Regions from separate parts of the Homo sapiens genome. Here all the other regions are linked to region 2. A link is a loop called in an ENCODE intact Hi-C map of the cell type or tissue named here. Cell type or tissue: K562. All regions are shown on one strand.

What was found. Hi-C counts contacts between places; a loop is a spot of excess contacts. Peaks named below come from ENCODE experiments on the same cell type or tissue, not always from the same donor. Only the 100,000 strongest peaks of a DNase experiment are listed, where the experiment ranks them.
Region 1: a loop joins it to region 2, with 7 times the contacts of the local background. A loop is called at or near these places in 14 of 110 quality-filtered maps.
Region 3: a loop joins it to region 2, with 3.0 times the contacts of the local background. A loop is called at or near these places in 9 of 110 quality-filtered maps.

What each region holds. Positions count from the first base shown.
Region 1 is chr4:153,141,896-153,144,395 of GRCh38, reverse strand. No RefSeq gene overlaps it. Among named protein-coding and RNA genes, the nearest start is that of TRIM2, 61 kb to the left of the region's middle. In K562, a CTCF peak has its summit at 1,258 (motif pointing left); a DNase peak (open chromatin) is centred at 1,275.
Region 2 is chr4:153,343,083-153,345,582 of GRCh38, reverse strand. It overlaps MND1 (meiotic nuclear divisions 1), which reads right to left and starts at 895. Exons shown (of 8, transcript NM_032117.4): 1 at 843-895. The coding sequence starts at 845. RefSeq lists an enhancer at 1-46 and silencers at 527-686, 817-1,126. In K562, CTCF peaks have their summits at 1,002 (motif pointing left) and 1,548; DNase peaks (open chromatin) are centred at 122, 422 and 962; H3K4me3 peaks cover 1,430 bases.
Region 3 is chr4:153,408,527-153,411,026 of GRCh38, reverse strand. It overlaps MND1 (meiotic nuclear divisions 1), which reads right to left. Exons shown (of 8, transcript NM_032117.4): 7 at 2,012-2,056. Among named protein-coding and RNA genes, the nearest start is that of TMEM131L, 57 kb to the left of the region's middle. In K562, no CTCF peak of the experiment used is centred here; DNase peaks (open chromatin) are centred at 606, 946 and 1,406.

The DNA.
Region 1 (2,500 bases), 200 kb after region 2:
CAGGCCACCATTGTACCCATACCTGGCACATACTGGGCCTTTAAGAAATATTTGTTGAATAAATGCATAACCCCTCCCCCAGAGCAAATCTGAACACTGGAAAATCTGATTATACATCTTTCCTCCAGCTGATCTCTGATTACCTTCGATTTCATTACTAAAATCTTTTCTGAGCCACAAATGAAAGTGGGAGAGTTAGAAATCTTTCATTTAACCCCATTATGTTATAGAAACCACTTATCCTGGCTGCATTTATCTGGGCTGCATGCCCAGTGTGCACTCAAGAGTGTCACCATATGGGCTGAGATGGAGGACATTCAGCAGCCAAGGGCTGCGTCTGTGGGCTGCTGTGTCTGACCTCGCTGATCTCCTTCCATTTCCAGTCTTCTTTTGTTACCACAGACTAAGCATCCTATTTCACCTCAAGGCTTAAATCCAAGGTTTTCCTTTTAATGCATACATAATTCGTCTAAGCATTAAAACATAGTATTAGTCAGAGGGCAATGTGATTGGAATCAGGTGAGAAATCAATGGAAGCCAAAGAATGCAGAGGCCTTTGGGCTGGAGCCAACAGCCCCTTCGGAGAGGACTGAGGCCAGGAAGGCACCAGACGTTTCTCTGTTTAGGGAATGAATTACATCATCCATTCATTTGACCTTGGTCTTCAGTTACTTATCTATAAATGCCACACCCTCCTCCTTTCCAGGTCAGAACCAAGGTGCAAAAATGCCAAATGCCAAAATCCTTCCTGGTTATTGTGATCGATCAACAGGAAAAAAACAAAACAAAAAATAACAACAACAAAACACACACACAAGAATCAGGCATTTCTCTTGTCTTTGTATAGAAATCTGTAAGCACAAATTGTATAAATTTGGTGGCTTCTCTTAAAATGTAATGTAGTACACATTGGCTATTTGATACCCTGCATCTATATTCTCTCCTGGATACAAGAACACAGATTTCAAGAGTGAATTTGGCTTGAGTGGGACTGAACCCTCCCCAAGTGCCTGGAGTGGTTTCTGGCTGGCTTAAACCAATGGGCACACCCACCATGGCCCCAAGCCAAATGGACTGGTTTGGAGACTGGCACTACCAAATCAGAGGCAACAAGCCAGGAGGACATTTGCCGGGGCTTTTGGGAAGAATAAACCTATTTTATAGTAGCTCTGAAAAAGAGACCACCCTTTTTACCCGAATGGTGAATTTTGGAGCAGCTACAGCCTTTTTCCAGTAATCGAGATCCTGGAGCAGCCTCTGGGGCCACCTTGTGGAATCTGTGGATAAAGCCAACACCATATAAAGCAGATTGAGGACAGAAGGCAGGCTGTTGGTGACATTTTTTGAGCTGCTGGATCAAATGTCACCTGAAATTATTACCTTTAGAGTTTTAGTTACCATTAAGTCAATAAACTACCTTTCTCTTATAGGCCAGCCTGGTTTCAATTTCCTTTTGTATTTTGTGCAAATCACTTTCATTTGTAATTTTTTTAAAAAATTTTTATTTATTTATTTATTTATTTATTTATTTTATTTATTTATTTTTTGAGACAAGGTCTTCCTCTGTTGCCCAGGCTAGAGTGCAGTGGCGCCATCTCAGCTCACTGCAACCTCCGCATCCCAGGTTCAAGCAATTCTCGTGCCTCAGTCACTGAGTAGTGGGGATTACAGGTGTGTGTCAACACACCCGGCTAATTTTTGTGTTTTTAGTAGAGACGGGGTTTCGCCATGTTGCCCAGGCTGGTCTTGAACTCCTGAACTCAAGTGATCTGCCTGCCTCGGCCTCCCAAAGTGCTGGGATTACAGGCGTGAGCCACCATGGCTGGCCAAGTCTGTTCTTAACCAGTTCTCCATACTCTTCTCAAGTCAAACCTGTCTACCACAGTTGAAATCATTCCAGTATTTCATCCAAACAACAGTCATTCATTACTACCTTACCCTAATCCAACCGGAGATCATGAAAGCTCTTTTCTGTAAATGAACCACCCTCCACCTGCCCTGAAATTCCTGCCACTCTTTGTCTCTCAGGGCTGACACAGAGGAGGAGAGAACTCCTTGCAGAAGTGGGAAAGTTGTGGGTTTGGAGATTCACACTTTGCTTTCCCACCCATCAGTTAAAATCTTGGGCACCCTCAGTCGGAAATCTCCCTTTCGCAGACCAAAGCAGGCAGCTCCTTTGGAGAAGCCTAGAGCCCTTCCACCTCCTCTTCATTTCTGTGGCTGCCTGGCAGCTGCTGGCTGCACACCTGTGCACAGGGCTCCATTGTTTTCCCTGTGCACTTGTCTCATGCTTTCTCTTAAAATGTTGCCCCTTCTCATTCTTGAAGCACAAAAGCACATAGCATGGGTCTAATATATTGTCAACAATTTTTTTTTTGAAATAGAAAGAAAGAGGCTGGGCATGGTGGTTCATGCCTGTAATCCCGGCACTTTGGGAGGCCAAGGCGGGTGGATCACCTGAGGTCAGGATTCCGAGACTAGCCTGGCCAACATGGCAAAA
Region 2 (2,500 bases):
ACGGCATGAAACTTTGAAGGTTTATGAAAATGATTTGATGAGCAGAAAGACGTTAAGCTCACAAAGCCGATCTTACCAGGACTTAACTGATCATGACCCACGAGGAAGCCTAATTCAGTGCAGAGCGTCCTTAAAAAAGCAACAGCGCCCTACACAACCAGCAGCACCCGGCACAAGAGCAGCGACTCCTGCCCTTTGGCAGAAACCGGGGCGTTTTCACAGAAATCGACTAATTGGCACACAGTGAAGATCCATTAGGTAACTCGAAACTGAGCAGTTCTGGAATGTGCTCTACATATTACAATACAGAAAACCACTCAATGGTGACAAACCAGGAGTGCGCTTTGGGATCAAGACGTTCGCTCCCCGCAGTCCCTCCCGCCCACTTGCGCTTTCTCTCCCCGTTCTTAATGGGGGGGGCTACACCACGCGGGGCCGAAGCTGGAGGCGTAGGGAGCCCAGGTTCTCAAGGGCCCCGTGGTCTTTTAGATAAATCCAGGTTGGTGAAGTTCTCGGGTCACGTTCGCGAACGCTTCCCGCGTTCTAACCTAACCCGCCCGAACGGGCCCTGGGGACAGACGCGGGGTGCAGCCGGCGGGGAGGCCGCGGATGCCCCCGCGCCTCGGGACTCCGGACAGGAGCGGCGGGGAACGCCGCAGAGTGCGGAGTGGCTGCGGCGGGGCCGGGCTGGGCCCCTACACGGTGAGGCCGAGAGCCGGGCGACCGCTCCCGCGGCCCGGAATGGCGGTCAACGCCAGGCCGGGATCCACATGCAGCCGAGGGGCGGCGAAGCCCACACACTAGGGAGGAAGAAGACGCGGGACCGTAGCCTCAGTCCTTACCATGGCGCGGGCGCAGGGGCTTCCGCTGGCCGGGCCCGCGCTTGGGGAGAGGGGCGGGACAGGCCAGGACGCGTTTGATTTTGGCGCCGACTACGCCGCGGGGGCGGAGCAGCGAGACGGTGGAGGTGGGGGAAAGAGGCCGGTCCTCGCCCGCGCGGCGCGCAGCGACCCCTAGCGACCCATCCGAGCCGCCGGCGGGGGAAGGGGCGCGGGCCTGGGGCCGGGGCTGTGGGGAGCGTGTCCGCGTCTCAGTGGACGGGTTGCAGAGCTGCCTCCGTCTCCTCGGTATTCTGTGAATGTGACCTTTTTTTTTTTTAAGGACATCTTGCCTTTGCTTTTACTGCGTTTTCTTGGCGCCGCAGAAATATGGCCTAAGTTTGGATGTAAAAAATAGAGGCGTTTAGGCTGTTGAGGAAGGAAACGCTGCCTCCATCCTTCCGGACTTGTCCTGTCTGGGGCGGACTGGATTCCTTTCTCGTCTTCTAATCTGACCCCTCATCTTCTCCCGAGCCGCTACCCACTGCTTTCCAGCTTTTCAAATCCTGTGTATGTCTGTTTGTTTTTCCCTTAGGTTTTAAAAAAGAAGGAAACAACGGAATGAATTTCAAATCAACATGGTCAAAAATACGCTACTTCATGGCTTGAGAATAGATCCAGATTCATAGCAAAAGCTCAGGCCCCTGAAAGTGCTGAAAAATTTTAACTCAGAATTCAATTATTTTGAAAATTATTCTATGGTGTTTTGAACCATTTTTAGGTGTAAGAAGTACGGTTGGGCGCTGTGGCTCACACCTGTAATCCCAGCAATTTGGGAGGCCGAGGCGGGCAAATCACTTGAGGTAGGGAGTTTGAGACCAGCCTGGCCAACATGGTGAAATCCCATCTCTAATAAAAATACAAAAATTAGCCAGGCGTGGTGGCGGACGCCTGTACAATCCCAGCTACTCGGGAGGCTGAGGCAGGAGAATCGCTTGGACCCAGGAGGCAGAGGTTGCAGTGAGCCAAGACCCCGCCACTGCACTCCAGCCTGGGCGACAGAGTGAGACTCTGTAACACACACACACGCACGCACACACACACACACACACACACACAGTGTAGTAAGTCTTGTAGATGCTATAAGAGTAGCATCTAAAGTTGGAATTTATGTCCCCTGTTGCTTCTGCTGGAGGCAGAGGAAGGGGTACATTGAATTGCAGAGTTCCATTAATTTGGTTTTTCCTGTAAGAGTTATACCATGTAACTGATGGTACATAAGGTAATTTTAAAATGATAAATGAGTACATTAAGTAACTACAGTAGTGGTATATACATTTGTGCTACTTGGGGAAAGCCTTGTCTTAATTGGCTCTCAGGCTTGTTGCAGGTGAGTGGTGACTATCTGAGGCCAGTGGCGCTGTGGCAGAAAAATTTACCAAGGCAGTTGTAAGTAAAGAAAGGCAGAATCATTAGAGAAAGCATGAAAATACGTTGCAAGGGAGCAATGGGCAGAATCAGCAGAAAAGGAGCTGACTGCAAGGAAACAAAGGCTTGCTGGGGATTTTATAGAATAGTGCTTATGCTGTATACGGAAGAGGGCTTTGTGCAGTACTGATGTTACAGTCCCAAGTTTTCCTCCGCCCCTGCCTCTAAAGCGACACAGTGCAAAAGCCTGCCCT
Region 3 (2,500 bases), 65 kb before region 2:
AATTCTAGCTACATTTTTAAGGACTTTTTTATTTTCTTGAGACAGTGTCTCACTCTTGCTCAGGCTGGAGTGCAGTGGCACCATCTCAGCTCACTGCAACCTCCGCCTCCTGGGTTCAAGCAATTCTCCTACCTCAGCCTCCTGAGTAGCTGGTATTACAGGTGTGCGCCACCATGCCTGGCTAATTTTTGTATTTTTAGTAGAGACAGTGTTTCATCATGTTGGCCAGGCTGGTCTTGAACTCCTGACCTCAAGTGATCCTCCTGCCTCGGCCTCCCAAAGTGCTGGGATTACGGGCATGAGCCACCACGCCCGGCCAGGACTTTTTTAAGTAAAAATAAAGCAAACTTTCTTTCTATATGATAATTTTAATATGAATATTAAAACAAACTTTAAAAGCTATATGATAAGTAAGACTGCAATTTCATTAAAAAACAAACTAAAGGCCAATTATATTGATTTTACCAATCTACCTAATTCTAAAATAGACTAGGAAAAAAATAATTCTTATTACTGTTTTCTTTTTGTTTGTTGTGAAGGTGGCGGTTTTCTGAGGTGTGATGCTTTCTCTCTTATCTCTGTCTTTGCATAACACATGTTTAAGCTGGAAGGAGTAAGTTGTAACTTTAAATGGAAATATGGTTCTTAACAGCTGTTTCTGCTGTTCTAAAAATATCTTTCTTCCTCATGGTTTTAAAAGTCCCAGGTTCTTCTGCAGCTAATAGGATAGGAAAAAAAAAAAGCCATTCCAAATGTTTTTCCAATTATAATTTTGGAAGTTTATGATCAATTGGAAAACATGAACTTTTTTAAGAGAAGAAAAGGAAAAGGGGAGTATTTATCTACGTGTCCAACATGGTGCTGAAGGGCTTACAAACTGTCTTATTTAATCCTCCCAAAATGGGAGGTAGGTATTATTTATCCACATTGAACAGATGAGGAAGTAGGCTGAGAGAGGGTCAAGAGGTCACACAGCAAGTAAGGAGAATAGCTTGGATTCTCTTCAAAGCCACGTTCCTCCCACTACACACACATGCTGCCTGTGCCTACTGTGTGCTGAGCCTCTTTGTTGAAAATACTGGGGGAAATCACCTTGGATTCGTATCTTATTTTTAACCTAAAAATCCACATTTATTTATACTTTGTGGGACACTTACTTCATGTCAGTTTGCTGTTTCACCCTCTGTTCTTATCACTAAAGCATTACCTTACTTAAGAAATAACTTTGTAATAAATAAAACTGCAATTTCAGAAAAAAAAAATCCGAAAGGCCAATTATATTGATTTTACCAGTCTATTTAATTCTAAAATAGAGTAGGAAAAAAAATTATTATATTTTTTGTGTGAAACAGAGGCCTGGACAGGGAGTCAGAGAAACCTGGCTCCAGCATCTGTTCTTGCAGTGACTAATCGCCTTTGACTAAACATAGTCATTTTAAGTCCAGCCAGAAAAGTTGGATTATAATTCCTGTTCTGCTGTCTGACACATGTGTGGCCTTGGACTCCTGAGGGTCTTAGTTTTGTCTCCTAAATTAGGGATAATAATCATATCTACCTCAAGATTATCATGGAGATAAAATGAGAATGAACCACAGACATTACAGTAACTGGCAAATAGTCCTCAACAAACCTTAGCTATTATTATTATTATTATTAGCAAGATGATAAATCTTTAAGATTTCATTATCTTAAAAGTGTATCTTACATTAATGTATATGAAAGTTAAGTGATTAGCCCAGGTGACTTATCTTGGGAAAAGTTGCACAAAAGTTAAACTGGAAGCAATCATTAGTTTTACAAAAATATCTTATGCTTTACAAAATGACTCATAAGATTATAAAAAAAACCTTAAATAACTGAAATGATTTAATATGTAAACATTTGAGTAATGCATACATTTTTCATTAACGTCCTTTCTTGAACAAAGCTAGCACAAGGTATCTGAATTTCACGTCGCAGTAAGTGTGAAGGGAATTTAGCTATAGTTTATCAGCATTATTATAGTACATACCAGTCCATCTGTTAGCAGCTTCTTTGGCTACTTTATTTGCTTGGCCTGAAAAAAAATTATATATATAAAATGAAATGTATTTATATATATATATATATATATACACACAAAATGATCTTTAGCTATGTATACATTTGTATTTTTTCATATGAACAAAATTTTTATAAAATTTATGTATAAAATGGCTATGAAAAAAGCTGAAATAGTGACATAATATTGTATTTTACAAACTCTTGCAAATTCCCAAGGAAATTTAGGGAGTTGCAGTAGTATTAGTAATTAATGGAAAGTCAAAGTGAACAATTTCCCTTTCCTAAGTGTCCATCATCATTGTACTTGCTCCTTTAAAGACAACATGTAAGTTTAAATGAGATGTTTTTCAAACAACTCACCATACCAAAATACAACAAAATAAGTTAAATTTAACGATAAGAATTTTACTATATAGGCATTATAAGACCACAATAAGTGTGACTCTAAAAAAAATTT